Regions from separate parts of the Mus musculus genome. Here region 1 is linked to region 2. Evidence: chromatin loops called from intact Hi-C (ENCODE). Cell type or tissue: left cerebral cortex. All regions are shown on one strand. Links, peaks and the distances in the headings refer to the core of each region. The heading gives the core; the rest is flanking DNA.

Region 1 (4,393 bases), core at 129-4,128, 600 kb after region 2:
CAGTCCAGGTTGAATCTCCTGCTTCTAACTATCTCCCAGACTTTCCCCTCTCTCTGTCAAATGTCCCACCTTCTAATCCTGCTTCAGCTCATTGGCCATCAGCTCTTTATTGACAGGTGATGCCTCCACACAGTGCACGAGAGATTATCCCTAAAGAGTAACAATACAGCTACTCCAGTGACCAGCAGCCATGGTTCCTTCGAGGAAGGTAAAGTCCAAGTTAGGACAACAGAACTCCTCCAGCAGTTGCCTCCCAAGCTACCAGATAAAAGTCCCCACAAACAAAGCCAAGACCACTCCTTGCCTACAAAGTCTCGGGGTTCATGGCCTAGAGCTTGCTAGCCCACATGATGGTAATCCACCAAAGGGTCCTTTGGCTGGCCCCATTTGCTCCAACACTCTACCCATGTCCACCCAATACACCGTGTCCACTGATATGACGATCATCTCACAGGCTCTCACATAGTTGTCCTCAGGACGTAGGCTGACATCTAGACCCTCTAGCATAGCCCTTGCCTTCTGAGGCTGGGATTACAAGAAGACCCGAGTCTTGAAAAGAAAGATTCCTGGATTTAACTTCCCTCAACCCACAACGACTGGCAGTTCCCACCCACTGACGCCCACATGCCTGTTCTCGCTCACCCATAGGGTTGCCAAGGCCTGAAGAAGGCGGCACTGGCAGAAATCATAATTATGGATTTCATAGCATACTTCAGCTTCTTGAGAACACGTTCTCCCTTATCATATGCAAATCTATTGTTTGACTTTGAAACATCCCACTAACTCTCAAACACGCTGTTGGAAAGTCATCAGCCACAAAAAAAAAAAAAAAAAAAAAGTAAGAAAATCTCCCGTCTGAATTATACACGTGGCCTTGGGATTCAGGAAAGGATATCTTGGGGTTTTAGTAAGACTGGAAGATTCAAAACATATCATGAAGAGGGACAGTGAGGTCATCAAACACAGTTCAGTCAGCAAGGACCAGACTGTGACAAGACAAGCTTGGCAGAGAAGCTTGGAGCAGCAAAAAAAGGAGAGATGCAAAGATGGTCCCAACCATCCTGAGCTCTCTCTTCCACGAGAGGAAATTCGTAGACCTTCATCACTGTTGATCTAGACAAAAAGACAGAGTCGAGCTGACTGTGTGAATACTGTAACAGATGTGTGCTTCTGGACACTGTAGGGAAGGCAGGTGTTGTTTGGAGGGATGGCTTTCTCCTTGAAAGATAAAGAAACCAAAGGACTAAGCAATCATCTAAGACATTTTTATAACTTGTTACTACGAATCAAATATTTACAGACAAACTATTGCCATGGTATTCTTGGATCAGGTATATGCTGACCAAGCAAGGGCAGTGGAGAGGGAAGAGGAGAGGAGAGCCAAGCCACCCAGGTTATCTGTCTGGCTGCTTGCACTGGTCCAGTGTGTCTAAGAATCCCACAAACCTATCCATCCCCTCTGCTGTGTTCACCTGACCTTTCTTCTATTTCTTTTTCCCTTTCTCCATTACCCCAAGGAAATAATCTAACCACTCCAGCTTCCTTTGCATGCAAAATGTAACTGTTCCTTTTACTTCTTTCAGATAAAGGCAGGCTCTGGGAGGGAGAAGGAAAAAAAAAAAAAAAGAGCTCCCGGCTTCTTCAAATTAGCTCTGAAATAAAAGTCACTGCCAGATGTTATATAAAAGGTGACGTAATCCTAAACTACTTCATTACATATGCAGCTCGGCTCTCCAGCCCAGGGGGAGTTTATTACATTTTGTCGATTCCATTTTCTATACCCACATCATTTTTACATAATTTTTCCTGCCTGACAGGCAGCTTCACATTTTCACAGCAACCCATCAAGATAGCGTTACAAGAGCGCAGGGAACCAGGTTAGCAGTTTACAAATAACGGCGCTAACGAGTCAGATTTGTCCCCGAGATACAAATCAGGGGTAAATGGTCCATCCATGCGTGAGAGAAGCACATCTATTTTAGAATAATAGAGAGGAAACAGAGCACTTTTCAGCCGGCACTGTATTCTTTCAGAGCGTGTACTAAATCTATCGCAAAAGTAGGGAAATAGAGATGTGCCCATCTAAAGTTCTTCTTGCCTTTCCCTTCGATGTCCTAATAAATTCCTGGCTCGAAACGAAATAGATAGCCATAGAACATGCACTAAGATCAAAGTTACTGCCTTTTCATATTCGCACAAAATTTAGAAGAGGACACGCCATTTGTGCCAGTGAAATATCTAACTACTGAGATGCTTCAAGTGCAAACATTGCGAGACACTTCCTCCCACTCTCCAAGTGCTAAGAAGCATCCTTCGCCCCCTCCTTCCTCGGCTCTCGCGGCTGCACTGCCCTCTAATGGCGAATTGTGGCAGTGCAGGCTGAGCCCTCGCTCCTTGAGAACTAAGGATTGGAGAGGCATTTGCAGGAAGTTCTTAGTTCTGGTGAATTTACTAATTCCTCGAGGAATAAGAAGGTTCCTGGGACTCCCACTCCCAAGAGGTGGTGCTTACCTGAGCCAGCGAGGTAACTTAAGGGGTAAATACACTTGCCACCAAGGCTAGTGACGTGAGTTCCATCCCTTGGACTCACATAGTAAAAGGAGAAAATCAACTCCTACAAGTTGTCCTCTGACCCCCACATTTGGGCTGTGATGCATGCCCTTTACAGACTCACGATCGATAAATAAGATGTAATATGTTTTTCTAAAAGATTGATCTTTCCAAAGTTTCATCTCTCTAGGTTTCAGTTTTGAAGAAAAATTTGGTAAAATGAACCTTATTGTTTTTCCAGTTTGTGCAAACAAAATAATGGACACTTTTATCCTTTTATAAGAGTAGGATGTGAATGTGGCATAAGGGGAGATAGGAAAGTTGTAGGAACCGACTGTACTCAACCCTTCCTCAGGCCTAGGGAACAGAGAAATTAACAATCACCCCCCCCCCAAATAAAATGTGTCTAAGCTCAAACTTTGTCTCCAAAATCAACATATTCCTATTCCTATAAATGATTTCATATATCAATAATTCTTTTCTTTTTTTCTTTATTTTAGCTTTGTGTAACAATGTTTTTTTATTTTATATGTATGGATATTTTGCTTGCATGCATGTCTGTAGTGGCTATTCCTGGTTGTCAACTTGACTATATTTGGAATGAACTACAATCCAGAATTGGAAGGCTCACCAGTGACCCTTATCTGAAGGCTGGGAGATAGAAGTTTCTGGTCTGGATCTTGGTATGGAGATCTTGAGGCATAGTGGCTATGGATTCCAGAAGATTAAGACAGGGAGATCTCCGAGTTCAAGGTCTTCTGGGATTAAAGATGTGGTGGCACACACCTTTAATCTGAGCTACACCTTCTACTGGAGACCATATAAGGACATTGAAAGAAGGGAGTCTCACTCTCATTCTTTCGCCTGCTTGTCGTGTGGGACTGAGTAACTGCTAGATCCTTGCACTTCCATTCACAGCTACTACTGAACCATTGTTGGGAATCGGACTGCAGACTGTAAGTCATCAGTAAATTCCTTTACTATATAGAGACTCTCCATAAGCTCTGTGACTCTAGAGAACCCTGACTAGACAATGTCTGTGCACCATTTGTGTGCCTGGTGATAGCAGAGACCAGAAAAGGGTGTGGTATCTCCTAGAAGTGAAACTGTAAATGTTTGTGAACCACTATGTGGGTGCTGGGAATCAAACCTGAGTCCTCTAGAATAGCAACCAATGCGCTGAACGACTGAGCCATCATCTCTCCAGTCCCTTATTTTAGCATCTTAATTATATGTAAGGGGGGAGGTGTTTGTAAACATGGTTTCCTGAGGAGGCCAGAACACATTAGATCCTCGGGAGCTGGTGTTAGGTTGTGACCTACCTCACATAAGTTCAGGAACTTAACTCTGGTCCTCTGCAAGAGCAGTATGCACTCTTAACTGCTGAGCCATCTCTCAGTGAGTCCTGAGAATTCTTTTTAAAGCAGCTTTTCATCACAGGGAAGTTATTCATGCACACAGTACATAAGTCATTCCACAATCCTGTTCCCACACACACAGCCCTGGCGATCCCATCTCCTCCTTACCCTTGCAATTCTAAAATGTTTATGTCACTACTCCTGGAGTTCTCCGGTTCAGCATTACGTATTCTGCACCATGGAAGATGACTTCATGCGTGCACAGCCACCTGCACACACACAACCCCGCCACATACAGTCTTCCCAATGGATTGTAATTTTGCTAAGAGGGACCATCAATGTTTATAGGATGATGAATATTAAATTTTGACAGTTCTACCTTGTATTATGCCATGCTCACCTCCCACCCCCTTGCCTAGATAAACTGTTATTCTCCCCGGAAAGGGAGGCAGGGAGTCAGGAAGAAGGCAGGAAAGCAGGAAGGA
Region 2 (4,393 bases), core at 126-4,125:
AAACACTCAGTGGCTGATTCTAATTTTACCCCCAGTCCCGTGCTCATTTTCTCAAATGACTCTTGCCTTTCTTCTCTATATTTTTAAACCTAGAGAATCAAGCTCTCTGGTCTCACATGGGACCATGGGGTTGCACTGGGCTCTTGCAGAAGATTCAGGGACTGTGGTGACATGAATTTGAGCATAAAATTTAGCCATGCAGCTCCACCTGAAATATGAAGCAAAGAAAAGATCTTAGATTCATGAACTTCAATTTACTCTAAGGGAAAACTTGATGAGAGTTGGAGCTTGGTCTCAAAATAGCCTGGACAATTTTAGTTTCCCGACAGCATTCGGTGGCAAGCCTGCTAGAGAACACCATCTTGAACGCTCTCATTTGCATGCCGCACATAGCACATCCTCTCGGCACAACCAGAGCTTCCTAAGCCTCAGTCACCAAACTGCACCTGGCACAGAGCACAGTGCCCAGGAGGGAGAGCATTAGTTGGCCTTCTACCTCATGGTTTCTGTATTTCTGTCTTTTTAAATAGCCAGAGAGGTATTGGAGTGAAGTGGTTAGGGCCATAGGTTTTGGAGTTAGGACTCTATTCTGCCATGTGCTGGATACATGATCAGGGCAAGTTCCTTAACTTCTCTGTATGGCAGCCTTCTAAGAGACAAAGTATAACAGGACTGAGCACAGAACCTGCACACTGGGGGGAGGGGGCTCAGAACCCTCCCCTTCCTGCCTTTCCTTTCATTTAGTATAAACAAAGATGACACACACGGTATGTCAGCACATATGGAGTTCTCATGGGGTTGTCAGTTTGTCTTCATCACCAGGGTTCTGATGATGCAGATCTTAAAGTATTATTTGTTACCATTATTGTTTATAAAGTGGCACTTGAATGTTTCTTTGACGGGGGACAATCCTGGTGTGACAGACCTCTGAGAAACATTCAGCAAGCATAAAGCAAGTGTTTCCCTTGCCAAAGCTTCTGTGGAAGAGATTGAACAGGATAACCCCTGGCTTGTTAAGATCTTGGTGCCTGGCTACTATTGGCAACACCAAAGAACAGTGTTGTCTTGCAAGCACACATTTGTAGTGGGATTCAGAGGAGTTGAAGAACAAAGAAATTCAGACTCCTTCCATTATTATTATTATTGGGATATCTCTGAAACATTAAAATACTTTTTGCTTTATTACTTTAACAGAAAAGGACACTGAAGTGGGAACCCAGGAAGAAAACCATCAGGTATTGAGTGATTCAAATTCAACAGGAGAGTCAAGGTTGTCCGAGGGGAGCTGTCTGACCCTGATGCTCCCCTCTCCTCACTCAGTCTCCTCACACCTGGCCTTGCCTGGTGAAAATGACTTAATATGTGGGAAAGAAAACTTGCCTTGCTGTGGCCCTGCTGCTAAGGCACCGAGCCTCCATGCTGGGTGGAACAGGCTACTCTGGGGACAAGCAGCTGGCCTTCCAGCCATCTCTGGCTCAAGCACCTGTGGCCCAGGCAGCCTCTCTGCTTGTATCACATTGACAGAATTTCTGATTCTATCATAGACACAGCAAGAACAGTTATCTCTGCCATGAGGGAATGTGGGCTAAGATTTTCAGACTTTTCATAAGCAACAGTCAGGAACCAAGGTACAAACTTCTCAGGGAGAACAAAGGAATGGGATTATTATAAATTGGGCATTCAAAGCCATGTGGCATCATTCTACCTTCCAAACCAACAAAGTAGGGCACATTGGCTATGCCCACATGCATCTGAGTTGGCTCCTAACAGCTGTTTCTGAGTCTATCTGTAACTCCTCAAAGAACTTGTAAAAACTGAAGTAGCTGGCACTTCTGTCAGATGAGACCCATGACCCTCCTGTCTTCCAGACACCGAGTAAGGGAATATACTGAAGTAGGAGTTAGAGCCACAAGTCGTTGAGCTTATCTTTCAACTTAAACAATAATTTTTAATTTTGACACCTGTTTCTACATCTTCCCTCCTACTGGTTAGACCTTTGCCCAGTTTCAAATAATTATTAACACCTGGATTTAGTTCCAGGTTCCTGTTCTTGAAAGGTATAGGTGAAGTTACAACTGGTTCTGCACCTCAGCATTCATAAGGGACGGGTTTCATTGCTGTTAGGAGACACCATAACCAAGGCAACTCTTAGAAATGGGAGCATTTAGCTGGAGCTGGCTTACAGGTTCAGAGGTTCTGTCCATTATCGTGGTGGGAAGTGTGGCAGCGTGTAAGCAGACATGATGCTTGCGGAGCTGAGAGTTCTACATCTTGATCCAAAGTCAGCCAAGAGGAGGCTCTCTTCAGAATTGGGAGGAGCCTGAGCACTAAGAGACCTCAGAGCCTGCCTACACAGTGACATACTGCCTCCAACAAGGCCACACATTCTAACAGCGCCACTTCACATGAGCCAAGCACCACAGGTGCCTTATTAGATACCTGGTAGATACTTGTGATGGTATTAGGAACAAACAGTGAACTCTTTCTTGAGGCTCTGTTTCATGCAGACTCAAAGGTAGCATCTAGATTGGTTGTACTGTATATGGTTCAGTTTTAAGTCAAGAGTTTGAAGGGGGGATCTTTCCTTTTATATAGAGATGTTAATATGAACAGAACTGGCAGTTTTGCCATGGAACCCACATCACATTTTTTTACTTGCCAATCTCAAAGCAATCCCCAGCATCAGTCCTTTCACTGCATTGTTACTAGGTAGGGAAAGTCCTCGAATGTGTCTTCCCTAATTATGCGCATGAGTGTCCAGTGTCAGCTTTGTGAGTGACACATGGTGAGCTGTTGAACTTGAATCCAAGTTTCCCTTCTTCCCTTTCGTCCTCCCCAGCAGGCCTCAGTTCTCACTCACGGAGTCACCAGACAGATGCAGTAAGAGCAATAGAAGCTTTCATGGAAATTGGGTCATAGGAATTGCTTCATAGGATTTGGTCTCGGAATGAGACGTCAGTGTTAAAAGATACCATCCCTCTATGAGTCTGAGAAGCCACCTCATGATTTAGGCTGGAGTCCGGAGTGAGCCTATTGGAAAGAAGTCCACAATGTGATCACAGAGCCTTTAAGATAGCACGCATCCATTTAAGGGAGAAAGAAGGCTCACTTCTCATGCAGAGTATGCATTCTCTCATCACATCCTTCAGCAGATGTTATGGTAGAAGCATAGATTTTTAGCAATTCTTCAAGTTAATCTTTTTGCTTTCCTGGAAAAAAAATGTGCTAATCTAAAGTCATCCAGTTGAGTGGCAGGTCCATCACCAAGATCATAGTTTTGTTATTTTAAATGCTCTAGCATCCTATGTAAATCCCAGTAAGGCAAGATGCTGCCATGGAGTTGGTTCTAGTAATGGGGGGGGGGGGAATCAGACTGTAGCTTAACAGTGAGAATCCCAAGATGATCATGCCACAGAGGGAATGAGGACATTTATCATATGCCAAGCTCATGCCATATACAAAAGCTGTCTGTATGCTTCCCAATCCTCAGATCAAATTTATAAGGGGAGACAGGTTCATTCCATGTTATTGATGAAGATATCAAGACACAGAGCTCTGCAGGTCTTTCCTAGCACTGGAATAAATATAGCCCATCTATAAGCCATCTACTCTGAAGACCCAGAGATGGTAGACTGCCTGTCACAGCTTTGGAAAGGTGAGACTGGCCTTGGTGCATTGCTCCTGGTTTGGCAAGAGCAGCCTTCACCAACCAGATGGAGGAACTACAGATGGCTGCTCCACGATTACATCACCACTCAGGGAAAGTTGGAAGCAGCCACACACCCACTACTCTGCAGTCTCAAATGTAAATTGCCTAGAAAATTGAGCCTTGAGAAGAGAGAGAGAAGGGGAAAAAAACCCCTCATACATTGAACCTTTAGTAGCTCCGCTGACAGGTGGTCTCTGCTGTATCAGGAGTAACATACACATAAAGGGGGGTTTCTGAGGATGGGGAGAACCTTTTGTGAGTTTGGTATTTCTGTCCATAACTAGATCAGGCATCAAAAAGGGGCCAGAAGATGAGGAATTTCACAATACACCAAGGCAGCATCAGAATTGGGTGAGAACAGGTGGACACAATACATGTGGTAAGTTCCGAAAAGAAGACTGAGCCGAACCAGGCTATTCAGAACGTAGCTTGGCAGACCACAGGGAGAAGCATCCAAGGAAAGACCTCTAAGTGGGAGACTGAAAATTTCATGCTTGTTTACTTACCTGTCACTGAATTCAACACATAGTAGGGCAGCTGGAAGTGGTAAGAAGTATATTCTACACTTGTAGAAACTAGACATCTAACCACGGTAGACTCCTGTTCCCTGGGCATGAAACCTCCACTCACTTTGAATGCATCTGGAGAGGGCTCTGTTGTTATCGTCCTTTTCTAAACATGGAT

Evidence for each region. A loop is a pair of places that touch in the nucleus more often than their neighbours do. Peaks named below come from ENCODE experiments on the same cell type or tissue, not always from the same donor. Only the 100,000 strongest peaks of a DNase experiment are listed, where the experiment ranks them.
Region 1: it touches region 2 in a loop (5-fold over the local background); 4 of 42 quality-filtered maps call a loop at or near these places.

What each region holds. Positions count from the first base shown.
Region 1 is chr13:100,890,304-100,894,696 of GRCm38, reverse strand. No RefSeq gene overlaps it. Among named protein-coding and RNA genes, the nearest start is that of Gm41040, 29 kb to the right of the region's middle. In left cerebral cortex, for the core only: a CTCF peak has its summit at 2,357 (motif pointing left); DNase peaks (open chromatin) are centred at 1,017, 1,751, 2,305, 4,034 and 1 more place; H3K4me3 peaks cover 668 bases; H3K27ac peaks cover 3,636 bases.
Region 2 is chr13:101,487,138-101,491,530 of GRCm38, reverse strand. No RefSeq gene overlaps it. Among named protein-coding and RNA genes, the nearest start is that of Gm36475, 51 kb to the left of the region's middle. In left cerebral cortex, for the core only: no CTCF peak of the experiment used is centred there; DNase peaks (open chromatin) are centred at 346, 1,648, 2,978 and 3,730; H3K27ac peaks cover 4,000 bases.